Linked DNA regions of Homo sapiens: region 1 is linked to region 2. A link is a contact called in ENCODE Hi-C data. All regions are on one chromosome and are shown on one strand. Each heading gives the region's core, a stretch centred on a gene start or an enhancer-like site at or near the end of the contact. The rest is flanking DNA. Distances are from core to core; before and after follow the strand shown. Region 1 overlaps UTRN (utrophin). Region 2 overlaps UTRN (utrophin).

Evidence for each region. A loop is a pair of places that touch in the nucleus more often than their neighbours do. Pooled maps may share reads with other maps.
Region 1: a loop to region 2 is called in a map with no recorded cell type, with 2.1 times the contacts of the local background. The contact joins two enhancer-like sites. A Hi-C loop is called at or near these places in 2 of 37 single-sample maps with no recorded cell type and 3 of 50 pooled maps.

The regions. Positions count from the first base shown.
Region 1 is chr6:144,755,409-144,762,744 of GRCh38, reverse strand. It overlaps UTRN (utrophin), which reads right to left. Exons shown (of 75, transcript NM_007124.3): 58 at 4,756-4,816. Among named protein-coding and RNA genes, the nearest start is that of SNORA98, 350 kb to the right of the region's middle. Within about 2 kb of position 3,949, at least 2 of the 41 ENCODE cell types and tissues checked have a DNase peak (open chromatin) inside an H3K27ac peak, as active enhancers do.
Region 2 is chr6:144,346,640-144,354,179 of GRCh38, reverse strand. The region is part of intron 2 of UTRN (utrophin); the gene reads right to left. Among named protein-coding and RNA genes, the nearest start is that of SNORA98, 55 kb to the left of the region's middle. RefSeq lists an enhancer at 4,892-5,001. Within about 2 kb of position 4,184, at least 16 of the 41 ENCODE cell types and tissues checked have a DNase peak (open chromatin) inside an H3K27ac peak, as active enhancers do.

The DNA.
Region 1 (7,336 bases), core at 2,700-5,199, 410 kb before region 2:
TTGACAGAAATCTTCAGATCATGTGAATGGGGAAAGATAGAGGAAGGCCAAAGAGTGTGTTTCCCCACCTCAGAGTTCCTCTCAAGGTCCAACTGGCAAGCACTGTGGGAATGACATCTTCCTATCTATGAAAAAGCACCTTTGTCCATTACCAGACCACAGTGTGAAACTGCTTTAAACATCTAGAAAATAGATCCTCCTGTAGAAATTAGCCTATGGAAAAGCCTATACAACGGCAGTGTGGAGTACTGGAAAAAGCATGGGCTTTGTCCTTGGACAGCTGGACTCAGTTGCTGGCACACAGGAGGTGCATAGTAAATGGTAACCGTCTATGGTATGAAAGAAAGGATGTTTGCTCATACTTTCTCCACTACTATCCTCCTTCCTAAATATAATCCTTCATCCTATTCAAAGTTTCCATGGGACTAAAAACTTCCGTCCTCTGACTCAACTAATATTGGGGCCAGGACACAGCACCGCATAGTGATCAGGAGTTCAGGAGCTGTAGACAATCCCTGGGTTTGAACACTAGCTCTTCTATTTACCAGCTGTGTAATCTCAAGCAAGCTGTAAGCGTGCTTATTAATTACTTTTAATGCAGTTATTGATAATTCATTAAGACTTATGTGTAAATGGGGGTAATTATAGTACCTATACTTCACTTGGCTAATGAGAGAATTAAAAGAGATCATCTATGCACAAGATTCAGCACAACACCTGGCAAATAAATGACTGTTCAAAAATGTAATTTATTACAATGATCATTATTACTTCCCACAGCAACTATTTATCATTATTATATGTTATTATTATTTCTGTGGCAAACTGAGAAATGGTGAATTTTACATGGTTAATGTGATGCATTAAGAAAGTTCAACCGAACCCAAAGCTTTCATTCCTCTTATTCCTCATATTCCCTGGAAGTTGACTTTTATCTGAGGAAATGAACAACTTGTGCAAAATACATAACCAAAAATTTACAATGAGAGATATCTGGCTTTTATGGCAGATTTTTGTATATTGTGAAGGCAGCAAGAACCATTTTAAATTTTCTTTTTCTCTCTCTCTTTATTTATTATTATTATTATTATTTTTTAAGGAGACAGAGTTTCACTCTGTTGCCCAGACTGTAGTGCAGTGGTGTGATCATGGCTCACTGCAGTCTTGACCTCCCGGGCTCAAGTGATCCTCCCACCTCAGCCTCCTGACTGCTGGGACTATAGGCGCATGTTACCATGCCCAGCTAATTTTTTGTAGAGATGGGGTTTTGTCATGTTGCTCAGGCTGGTCTTGAACTCCTGGGGGCAAGCAATCCACCCGCCTCAGCCTCCCAAGCATTAGGATTATAAGCATGAGCCACTGCACCCGGCCCCATTTTAAATGTTCTTAAACCCTGAATACAATGAGCTCTCATTGCACTATACTAGGAAAAAAGAAATAACTAGATCAGTTTCAGAAAGTCTACCTTAGAGGAAGCAAATAAAATTTTCAAATGTTAATTTTAACTTAAGATATTAACAAATAGAGAGGTTTATGCTATATAGACTAGTTTTAACTTAAGATATTAACAAATAGAGGGATTTATACTATATAGACTAGTTTTAACTTAAGATATCAACAAATAGAGGGGTTTATACTATATAGACTCTTTCAGTTCAGATTTATATTCTTTCATTTTCTACAAACACATGAGCCATGGAGCCACCGCAGTGCACTTCAAAATATTAATAAGGAATTACCTAGAGAGACAGAAATGCAGTGGGAAGCCATCAAAGTGGGCTTTAAGTGATCTATAAAATTAAAATATGACATAAAAATAATTTGCCCTTCCTAGTCTCCTTTCAACTTTCTGGCCATATTCTAACAGTGAATACAAAGATGATATACTTAAACACCAAAAACGTTGAATATTTCTACCTGAATATTATTTTTTGTTAGCCATATACATTCTAATTTGCTCCAGGAAATTCTCATTGCATGGCAATCATGCAAAATTTGTTTTAAACATTTTTCTTCTACTTTTGAAGCCACGCAAAGGGAAGTGTATATTAAAAGCTTTTTCATTCTCCATTTGCTTGGTTATTAATTTGGGAATTAAATTTTGTTTTCATAACAATTCTTCACACATAAATACTGGCTTTTATAACTCTACCTTCAGAATTTGATGTTCCTTCTTCATGAGGAAATAAACTGTTAAATTACACAATGAAAGATCCTGGTTAAACAAGTTTTGTGAAAATGGGAATTTGCTATATACAAATGAGCACATTTCTAAAAATTTGGAAGACTTAAAAGACATTTAACACTAAAACTACATATATTTTAAACAATCTGATCTTTTACTGGTGATGGAGAAGATTTTTTTAAATGCTACAGTCCTAAACGTTATTATTTAAAATAGTGGCCATCATTATATTATATCTATTTTCCAGTGCTGGTAATAGTGCTCTAGCCAATGGGAAGCCAGGTAAAACTAACTTTTATTCTACCAATCTGCCCCATAAGAACTCTGCCCCACAAGAACAAGAATACAATCCTACCAGATCCTTCCAAAATTATAAACATTTTGAATTAGAGAAATTCTGATTTAGACAATTCTCAGTCATATATAATTAACCTAAACATATAGAAATTCATTTTTAAAAAAGAGCTAAAATTAAGGATGGACTTTAAAAGTCCCAAACCACACAGATAATCATGATATAAACATAAAGCAAGATATTTAATTTTTTTTATTTAGTAAAACCCAAAAACTAGATCCAGTTTGCATTTTTAAAAAAATCAGATGATAAAAGACTCTAAGTCAATTCAATAAATTAATTAATTTCAATTAATTTGCGTGAACTTCTTGATTTTTTTATAGTACATGCATTAATTTTCTATTGCTGTTACAAAAATGTCTCCCTGGGATAAAATCAAAGTTGGCAGGGCTGAATTCCTTCTCTGGAGGTTCTAAGAGAGAATCCCATTTCTTTGCCTTTTCCAGCTTCTAGAAGCTGCCTGCATTTAAGGATCATGTCTGCTTCCTTTACCTTCCAAGCTAGTAGCTAGCATTCTCAAATCTCTGCCTCCCCTGCCACTTTTAAAGGCCCCTGGGATTACATTAAGCCCATCAGGATAATCCAGAATAATCTCCCTAATTAAAGGTCAGTTGATTTGCAACCTTAATTCCATTTACGACCTTAATTCTCCCTTGCTTTGTAACCTAACATTTTCACAGGTTCCAGGGATTATGATGTGAGCATCTTTCAGGGGTTGGGAGCAGTTATTATTTTGCCTACCACAGTACATCAGATTTATATCTAAATTTGTAAGATTAAATTCAAGTCAATATTCAACCAAGCAAATTAAAGTTCTCTAATACTATTACTATTATTATTGTTATAGTGTACAATAAAAATGTAAACAGTTTTAAACATTTTCAGTTAGATAATCACATCTTCTTTCACTAGAGACATGCCAACTTAACCAGCGTCTGACCTCTTTCCATTCTTACTTGGGCAAATTTGACACCAATCAATTGCTTTAATACCTTGTTCTCAACTCAGTTCACAACTCAGTGCATTGTAGGTTATACACTGATAAAAATATTAAACTCCCATAAGCTAATGTAACGTATATTGCTTATTATATTTATTATATATTATGCAAACCTGTTTTTTACCCTGAGCTTACATCTCAGACTGTAATAAAAAATTATAAGAAAAGACTATTTCACCAACATGGACTTCACACAACGTTTTCAGGAAGTATACTGGAAGAGCAGATTATTAGCATTTGTATAGATTTTGGAGATACCACACCCCATGTTAGAAATGATAAAAAGGAAACTTGGCCCAGAGATCTTCATCTGACTTACCTGAGGTCACACAGCTAACCTGAGACAGAGCTGTCTCCTGACAATAAGTAAGTGTTGTCATGATTATGATGCTGTTCGTCTGACACATAAAATAGGGTCAACTATGACTCATCACTAGAGCACGTTGTAAATTAATATCTTTACTAAGTTACACTCCAAGGGACTATAGAAGTAGAATTTTATCATTCTGTTCCATGACAATATATAGCCCTAAGCCAAGGATCAACGCCTACTAAGAGCCTGTGTAAATTATACAAAACTTATAAAATGTCATATAAGAAGAAGAAACAGTATGCAAGAAGGAGAAACTAACTGGACAACAGAATCAAAGAATGATGAGCCTATGCTAATAATGCAGATAACTTCTATAAGACAAAGAAAAACTTGACAATATTTCACTTTTTCATGATAAATCATTATTTCTTATTGGTGGAATAAAATGACAAGAGTATAAGACATTTTTATATGGATTTTCTTAGAGGAAGAAAAATGGTTTAGAATTTGTACAATTTGACAAATATCATTATGTCAAGAGTATTTTGAAATTCTGTCATTTTTCTCCAATTTTTTTTTTTTTTACTTTTTAGAGACTGGATCTTGCTTTGTTGTCCAGGCTGGAATACAGTATGGCCATCATAGCTTATTGTCTGTCTCCAAATATTTAAATCTCTACTTTAAAATATATCAGCTAAACACACCTATATCCCTAATCTGATACATGAAAAATATAATTCTCATGTTAAAAGTAGTTTCTTTTTAATATTAACTATATCACAGTTTCTTTCAGATAATAGGACTGAATTCTATTTTTAAAAGTTATGGGGAGAGAAGCCTCTTAAGTTATCAATAAAACATGATTTTCTTGGTATCATAAAGGAGAATTAAAATCAACTTACTTGATGTAATAGGGCACTTTATTATGTGAAATGGATCTTTGCCACGGCAGCTGGACTGACGCTGAGGAAACAAAGGGAGATTATTGGAAACGTTGGAAACCAAAAAGCCTTACACCTTAATGCAAAACAACTGAACATTTTATAGCAAATTCAATGAACTGCTCTGGTTTCTGAGCTGGATTCCTATAATTATGAGATCCACTGGGCCAAACAAAAAATGGCTTTAAGGATTCATTTGAAGTAAAACAAGAAACAATACAGGTTCAAGGTCTAATGCCAACTAATCTAACCTGTTGATAAAAATACTTTTAAACTTTCAAATGGTGTTGCTTATAAATACTACAGTTTAAACCTTAGTGCCATCTGGAAACTGTACTCCATATATATTTTTGATAAAGCTAAAACCAAAATTAATTTTACCTGGTATATCCAGATTAAAAATTAGATTTTTCAAGACCGAATTTTCCAGATGACTAATAACATTGTTTACTTTGCATCGTAGTCACAGGAGTAGCTATTGAGTACAGATGGCATTTAAGTAAATTCAATTCTATAACATTTAAAAAGAAGGAATTTAAAAATAGGCAAAAAGTTGTGAAGAACCAAGGCAATCGTCTAGGCAGAAAAATCCCAATTTCTTACTTTCATCTGAAACATACAGAGAGCCCAGTCTCCTACTTTTGCACTAGACCTTACTATGACTGAGATTTTATGGGGTTTTTAAATTGAGGTACTTTTTTTTTTTTTTTTTTTACAATTCTAGTTACTTCTTACTTATAAAAAATATATTATTCCTACATTAACCAATTATTTTAAGACTTATTTAAGAAGAATAGTACATGTGAATTTAGTGCCATAAAAGAATTTTGCTAAATGAACAAATATAAAAATTCAAATAATACTTGGAATTTTCATACTTTGCAAATATCATCAGATCCTCACGTAGCCAGTTGTCACCAATACTTTTTTTCTCAATTTCATGTCACATTAATATCTTACAACTATTCAGCATTCTAAACTTTGCCAAGCATTTTCAAATATATGTTTTCGGTAAGGAAGCCAGCAAGATACACGTTAAAGTTCCATTTGATAGATGAGGAACTAAATGTGTAGAGATAAAATAACTTGCCCAAAGAGTGACAGCCAGTAAATAAACGGTCGAGCTCAGATGTGATCTCAATTTCTGAACACTAGCTGAGCAATTCTTCTACTCAACAATTCCTCCTCTCTTTATAAAAGGCAAGCACTCTGTTCTCAATCTATGCCCACCAAAGTATAAACAGGGATGAAAATGAGGAAGTAGGTATGTTACATTTCTCATTAGAGCCAACCTCATTTCAGTGTTGGCACCAGGCTAATAGGTCAGTTTTTATTTTGTGCCTAACTAAACAGGCTTCTTTTATAACCATGGCTGAAGTCCAAGAAATATAATAAAGCCAAAGATTCCAAGCAGCAAAGGATAACAATTATTAAATGTATTAATTGGGACTTTGTTTACACTTCCCCACTCATTTTAATAATTGTTTTGATTTGAATAACTTCTACCTCCTTGGATTCTCAGTGTTAGATAATACAAGGCCATGTATTTGACTTTTACAAAAATGTGTATAAATTTCACAATATTTCACTTCCAAAAGAATATGTGCTTGATTTCCACTATGAGAGTGATTGCTAGGTGAAAGTATAGCATTTCATCAATATTAAAGATAACTGATAGTTAGAACTGTAAAGACAGTCTCAATTATTTTGTAAATTCCTCTTTCATTTGGTCTTGGTACATAGCTTTACATTTTGAAAAACTGAGCTTTAGAAATCTGGAATACTTAATAATCTAATAAGTATACAGCAAACCTATTTACTTCATCAACATTGATGGTATCTGGACTTTAAAAATGTGTCCTGGCATCTAGGTACACAGTATATTCCAGGAAGGCGTATACCAAAGATTAACTACCTAAGGTCTAAGGTTTGTGAAACAGAAAAACTGTATGGAGTTGAGGTAGGGGTGGGGGCAGTGAGGAGGGTGAGAGGTAGAGAGGTGTAGGGCAGGAAGGGGCAGAAAATGACTGATTAAGATTCTTGAAATTGTAAAAGAAAAGCCCAACCTTTAACTGAGGTAAGGCAGTTTATCAAGAGTGACAAAAACATTAAGAGGAAATATAAATGTAATCAATTTAGTTAGAAGATATAGTACTTTTTAGCTGTTTCTATGGTTATAGTTGCAAAAAAACTGTCATAATTGAGAAATAAGCTTTGCCCTAAGTTTTAAAGTTTACTTAAATTGAATTAAATGAAACAAATTGCTTTCTTACATATATTTGCTAAAGGAAATGAAAGGAAAGGAATTAATATTTATTGAAAGCATTTGTGTCAAGAACTGTGCTAGGTGCTTTGTGTAATTCGATATGCCTTGTCATTGAGTTCTCAAAACAATCAGAGGAAATAGGTAATACGGTATTTTAAGACAAAGAAATCAACCTTCAGAAATTCACAGGTCTGGTAAGCGACAGAATGAATGTTTAAACTCAATCTGGTTGACTATAAATCCGACATTCTTTAGTATCTTCACTAGTGAATGATA
Region 2 (7,540 bases), core at 2,935-5,434:
CTTTCTCATTTACTGCTTTAGATCTAGAAACCGATACCCAAGTGTGAAAACAGTTGCAAAATGAGAATCTAAGGCTCTTCACTGATGTGCCTGCACTGCACAGGTGAGGACACAAGTGTCCATCATCATCTCTGCAAGGCATATGCAGTGGTTCTAGGCTGCCAGTAAGTAGAATCCTTAAGTTTAAAACCAACTTTAAAACATCCCAGCACCTTCACAACAACGACCGCAGCACCCAGCAAACCACAGTTGCTCAATAAATGTTCACTGAGTCATTTATTTTTGGCTCCTTGGTTTTTTTGTTTTTGTTTTTGTGTGTGTTTGTTTGTTTGTTTTAGACAGTCTCGCTCTGTTGCCCAGGCTGGAGTTTAATGGCAGTATCTCAGCTCATTGCAACCTCCGACTCCCAGGTTCAAGCGATTCTCGTCCCTCAGCCTCCCAAGTAGTTGAGATTACAGGCACTCACCACCACACCCAGCTAATTTTTGTATTTTTAGTAGAGACAGGGTTTTGCCATGTTGGCCAGGCTGGTTACTGTTTTCTTATTTCTAATTCCTAGTCATGTGTGGCATAGTTGAAGCTGACAGAAACATGAGCACTGCAGTAATTAGGAAACATAAATAGCCAGGCACAGTGGCTCACGCCTGTTATCCCAGCACTTTGGGAGGCCAAGGCAGAAGGATTACTTGGGCCCAGAAGTTCAAGACCCTAACCTGGGAATAGTGAGACCTTGTTTCTATTTAAAAAAAAAAAAAAAAATCAGAAGGGCCGGGCACGTTGGTTCACGCCTAAAATCCCAGCACTTTGGGAGGCAGAGGCAGGTGGACCACAAGGTCAGGAGATCAAGACGTTCCTGGCTAACACGGTGAAACCCCATCTCTACTAAAAATACAAAAAATTAGCCAGGCATGGTAGCATGCGCCTGTAGTCCCAGCTACTCGGGAGGCTGAGGTAAGGGAATCGCTTGAACCTGGGAAGGGGAGGTTGCAGTGAGCTGAGATCGCACCACTGCACTCCAGCCTGGGCAACAGAGCGAGACTCTTACCCAAATAAAAAAAAAATCCGAAAAATGAGCTGAGCGTGGTGGCACATGCCTGTAATCCCAGCTACTCAGGAGGCTGAGGTGGGAGGACTGCTTGACCCCCGGAGATCGAGGCTACAGTGAACCTAGCTCATGCCATTACACTCTAGCTTGGTTGACAGAGCAAGACCCTGTCTCAAAGAAAAAAAGAAAAAGAAGAAGAAGAAACATAAATAGATGAGAAAATTTAGAAAACTACTGGAAAATCAATGCTGACAGTCTTCCTAACACAAACCCAATATGATAAAAATGATTCATTATAAAACACCAGGCAAATATTATTTACTGAATAACTTCCCAAATTATGGGAAATAAATGTCAATACTTTATTTCAGTAATCAAGACATAGATTTACCTTGAACGACCTTTTATTTTTATTTAGATTTGATTACTCAGAAATGTTGCAGCGTAAGGCCTAGTAACAAATTCAGCAAATATACAGAATGCAATCTCAAGGACTTTTTAAAAGAATAGTGCACACTTCACTTAGTCACCAAATAAATTTTCATCATAAAACATAAGATTCTCCTTGCAACAGCAGGAGAAATGCATAGGAGGGAGGCAGACAGATATGACATGTCCCGTGGGACATGAAAAGGGAAATGAGAACTATTGCCTCAACCAACTTGCAAAATGTCCATAACCTCCCTCTTTAAATACCATCACTATGAAATTTTTAATGCATATAAGCAAAGTGAGAATTTAATAATTATTTTAAAGAATTCACATGGGCAAAGGTAAAATATAATAATTCATTTCAAGGTGTTTATTTCTCCTCTATCCCCAAAAGTCCCTTAAACCACATTCGTACACACACAAAAAAGATTCTACTTTTCCTGCTATAACACTCGTTACTCAGAGTTAGATAATAAATACTGATTAACAATCAGTGGGTCTCAGAGTATTGGCAGATGCTAGATTGCATGGGTGGGTTAGAGTTACCTCAGTAGAAAGTGAATTTGCTAGGGGAATAAATTTCTTCTGTCAAACACAGTCTAGGAGCTACTAACACCAGAAAGAGAGTAATGGCCAATGAGTCCAAGGAGAAGCTAAAGGCACAGAATCCAGAAGTCAACAAGAAAATAGGCCAGGGCAGAAGCCAAGTGACTAACTCTGGCAGCAGGTTCCCAGCAAGAGACTGGCTGAGCCAGGAGAAAAGTAGCAGTGTCGGTGTGATAGGAGTTGCTTCTCAGAGTGCCAAGTGGATCGCTATCTGATGAGGTATTTCTACTGGCGATATGTGCAAGTGACCTGGAAGAATCTGTGCAAGGTGCCTATCTTACAAGTGCCACACAGCCCAGCCTTTCAGAGTATTTGGATCAGCGGCATTCAACTGAAATCTATCACGTTTCCAGACTACTATGACAGTTCACCTCTATTTGGAGAAATAACCTCTCTGCAGACTAAATAAAGCTTTTTATATAAGGCATCAAAGGCAAAGAGCACAGAATCATAGGGGAGGCGGCTGCGTGCCCTTTTCCTTTGCTTGCCTGCTTGCTTGCAAGCAATGAAAACCTTTCTGAACAAATGATAGCAAACTTTGAAAACAGCAAAACATCTGGGGCATCTTGCCACAAAGATATCCTCCACACAACTGCAGGCCATTTGCTGTCCTGTATAGCTCTCTATTTCCTGCCATTTACTGGATCTGTGGTTAAATGAACCCAACATAGAATTACAGCTTCAATGCTTTGATGTGAAAAATCACTAACGAATCTAAATTGAAGGACGAGGACACACTGGTAAATTTTCAATATGATGGTGCATACGGGGCCTCATTTAAACTAATGTCTTATCTTCACTTAGCATCTAAATGTATTTTTTCCTGTACTGACTTGAAATACTCTAACACAAACAGACACCATTTATTATAATCCTTCTTGCAATCTGTCAAGTTATGTTCAAAAAATTTTACAAAGATGTACCTTTAAAGACTGACAACAGCCCCAAAACAGGAGGCAGAATAGTTAGGGCTTAATTTTAAGCCTAACTCCACAGCATCTTTCTGCTAACTCCATGTTCCATAAAATATATAAAAAATGGTTTTTTTCATAAATAAATCTGGGACTTACCATCCATATGGAAATAATTTATCAGTATACGAAAATGTAATAAAATAGTGTATCTAAATAACTACTAGTCTCAGCACAGTTTGGGATGATGACGTCTTCCATATCAGCCAAAAAAAGAAAGAAAATACTATAGAATCTAAGTCCAAAGACTCAAACCTCTGTCCTAGATATCTGAAAATAATATCTATCTTTTAAGGTAGCAGTTAACCATTTTAGAACTCAAAAGAAATTCAAATAAGTCCTCCCAAATCTGCCATTTTGTAGGAATTTCCCTTGGAATCATTAAGAGTATAAAAGTCAGGGATCCAAGCAACAAAAGAAAATGAGCAATGCATGAAAAGCCAAATCACTGACGAATTTGTCCAAAGAGCCAATAAACATATGCAGAGAAGTTCAGTTCCACAAAAAAAGAAATGCAAGTTCAAACAACTATAGACTACATTTCATCTCTCTACATGTCATCTGTTGTAGATGACGATTTAACAGTAAAAGCATATTTGCCCCAGCAATTGCCCAAGTAAGCGAAGATACATGTACACAGGTAGTTTTTAATAATGTTTTAAGTGGGATGCCACTAAATCAGGATGGTTTCAATTTTGGTTCAAAAAAGAAAAGCCATGCTCACCCATAGAGGCATACATTTTTACATTCATAGAAAACAAGGGTAGCAGAAGAAACGAAACTATTAACAATGGTTTTGGAGAGAGGAAGGAAATGACAGTTTTCTACTTTGTAGAATTTTCATTTTGCATTACATTTTTTTTTTTTTTAGAAAACAGTCTGATTACTTAAGATATTTTAAAGGACATTTGAACTATATTACTAAAAATTAAATTTGGAGTCAAAAACGTATTTAAATGCTCCTTTTCCTTGAGAGCAACTCCACACAGAGGGCCACAGGAATTCCTGCCCAGCTCACAATCTAAGTTTCAATACTCTGCAGCTCAGACAGAAAGTTTGGCCTGTGTTCCTTTAGTCCTAGACTAAAATTTCACTTTAGCACAATGGTAGAACCTGGCTATGAGTCATCTTCCTCTGCAAAACAATGAAAGGTCTAGTTCAGTGGGAAAAAACGACTTCAGTTGCCAGTTCATTGAACTGTTCAAATTAAGGTCAAAATACTGGAGCAGGAGCGAGGGAGTCGCTGTGTCCAGATCCTATCTAACCCCACACCAGTCCCCTGAATGGCCCTCCAACCAAGTCTTGAATTTGCAAACGGTTAGAATAGGAAGCACCTGGTGCCCTCTAAGTAGGGGTCAGAGAACGCAAGTGAAAACATGAAACAGATCCAAATCCAGTTTCATGAGCATGCCTTTCAAGTAATGCCAAGGAAAAATATATCAAAAACATGATGGAGTGCACAGCTTCAGCTTAAATATATTTCAAGTACCATGATGAATATAATGTTTGATTTCCTACCCTAGACTCTACCTAAAAGAGCCCATTATCAACAGACTAGGTTTTTATAATTTTTACAGAATTTATTATTCCATTTATTTACCTGGAACTATTACTATAGCTTGCAAAGAACTTTAAAATGTGTAACATCATGAATCCTGACCACACTCTCCCGGGGCATCCTCCCTGGTTGGGAGATCCTGTGATCCTCCTGGTTGGGAGTCCCCTTCTCAGAGGTTCAGTGACTTACCCTGACGATGGCAGGGGTAATGGAAACCCAGATCTTGAGGGCCAAGTCTCATCCCTTAAAGAACTGCTCAGGGCCAGGCGCCGTGGCTCATGCCTGTAATCCCAGCACTTTGGGAGGCTGAGGCGGGCGGATCACGAGGTCAGGAGATCCAGACCATCCTGGCTAACACGGGGAAACCCCGTCTCTACTAAAAATACAAAAAATTAGCCGGGCGTGATGGCGGGCGCCTGTAGTCCCAGCTACTCGGAAGGCTGAGGCAGGAGAATGGCGTGAACCCGGGAGGAGGAGCTTGCAGTGAGCCGAGATCCCATCACGCGCTCCAGCCTGGGCGACAGAGCGAGACTCCGTCTCAAAACAAAAAAAAAAGAACTGCTCAGTACCATGTTAATCCCATTTCTCATTTTCTCCACCCAAGATTCTTTTCTTTTGTTTTTGTTTTTTTTTGAGATGGAGTTTCGCTCTTGTTGCCCAGGCTAGAGTGCAATGGCGCAACCTCTGCTCACCACAACCTCTGCCTCCTAGGTTCAAGCAATTCTCCTGCCTCAGCCTCCCTAGTAGCTGGGTTTACAGGCATGCGCCACTAGGCCCGGCTCATTTTGTATTTTTAATAGAGACAGGGTTTCTCCATGTTGGTCAGGCTGGTCTTGAACTCCCGACTTCAGGTGATCTGCCCGCCTCGGCCTCCCAAAGTGCTGGGATTACAGGCATGAGCCACCGCACCGGCCGATTCTTTTCTTTCACATGTCGCTCTTTCTACTCTTTTTCTCCCAACTTAACAATTCTCATTCTCTCACCTCTGTAAGTTATAGTTACCTGGTCTTCCTAACCACCTACTCATTTTCTCTATAATTATTAAGATCTGCAAAAAATTCACGAGTCCTAAGATATCTTCCCAGACAAATCTCACTGCCCTGTGATCACTCCAAATTCTGTGTTCCTTTATTTGGATATAGTCAACTGGTGGGTCTGGCAATCCCTAACATATGACAAAGATGACAACGTTCCTTCCTTTCAGCCACCAGCAAACCTAGCATTCACTTCACACACCATCCTTTCCAGGTCCTAACCTCCACGGGGGAAGAATCAAATCACCTTCATTTTTATATCCCCATACCTCCCCAGAGCTGGGCGTGTGCTAGGTACCTAGCAAATGCTGACTGAATAGATGAGTGTGGTCGTCAACCTCCTGGAGTTCCAACACAAAAGACTTGAGCTCCTTTAAGAGTGAGTCACGGCTGGGCATGGTGGCTCAGGCCTGTAATCCCAGCATTTTGGGAGGCCAAGAGGGAGGATCACTCGAGCTCAGGAGTTCAAGACCAGCCTGGGCAACATAGTGAGATCCCATCTCTACAGAAAAACTATTAAAAATTAGCCAGGTATGGGAGCACATACCTATAGTCCCAGCTACTCAGGAGACTGAGGTGGGAGGATCACTTGAGCCTGGGAGGTCAAGGCTACAGTGAGCTAAGACTGTGTCACTGCACTCCAGGCTGGGCAACACAGCGAGACTTAGTCTCAAAAAAAAAAACAAAAAAAAAAAACAAAGAATAAGCCACAGTTCAGGAGATTCTCCCAGGAGTGTCCCCATCTGGCCTCACATCCACATTCACACACACACACTCAGCCCCTGATGAAATTCTCTTTCCCAAAGTTCTCAACCTGCCTTGCCTCATAAGGACACCACTGCCCTGGAGCCTTGTCTCTTCTGAGAGGTCTGTTCAGCATTCCCCCAGATCAGCCACCTGTTCCCCTGTGACCTTTTCCTGGAGTGTCTTCCAAGATGACAGCCACTGTTCAGCCTAACATAGCACACTCTCCTACATCAGCAAAGACCATAACTAAGCCTCTGTCCAATCTTCTTCCAACTTCCTGTTACTCAAAGGAACTAATTCATTCATTCATTCCACAAGCAGCTACTGAGCCTCTTCTGCACATCAGGCACACATTCAGGTGCTAGGAGGCAGCAGTAACAAAGCTGCCTCTACTCCCTCCCATGGAGCTTTCAGTCTAGTGGGGGACGAATACATTCCCCTGTACCCTCCACATTGGACACCCTTGGCTGGCTTTTGACAAGCTACAGAGCAGGGCCTCAGTCCAATCAAGTCACGATCTCTGACTGTGGGGCACAAGCATGTTGGTGATTCTAATGGGGGACCCAAGTAGTGAATCTTTTAACCCTTCCATCTAAAAAGGAAACAGCTGACATAGAGTCCTGTCAGCAGGCAAGAAAGCAGGAAGGATGGCAAAACGAGCAGGGCTCCCAGGAGTGGTTTCCTGAGCAGTGGCAATTTCCAGACATGAGTCATCTGGGCCTTCATAGATGCCTAAATGGCCAGTCCCGCCTCCAAATTATTCATTTCACATTTTCAAGCTTGTTTTGAAACTTTGGTTTATCTCAGTTATATTATTGTTAGCATCTAGTGAAAATGATGATACAGCTGGATAAAGATAGAGATCGATAGATAGATAGATGATAGATAGATAGATAGATAGATAGATAGATGATACATAGATAGACAGAGAGATAGTGATAGAGATAGAGATCTATTTTTTTTTTAAACAGAGTCTCGCCCTGATGCCCGGGCTGAAGTGCAGTGGCGCAATCTCAGCTCACTGCAACCCCCGCCTCCCGGGTTCAAGCGATTCTCTTGCCTCAGCCTCCCAAGTAGCTGGGATTTCAGGCACCCACCACCACACCCAGCTAATTTTTGTATTTTTAGTAGAGACGATGTTTCACCA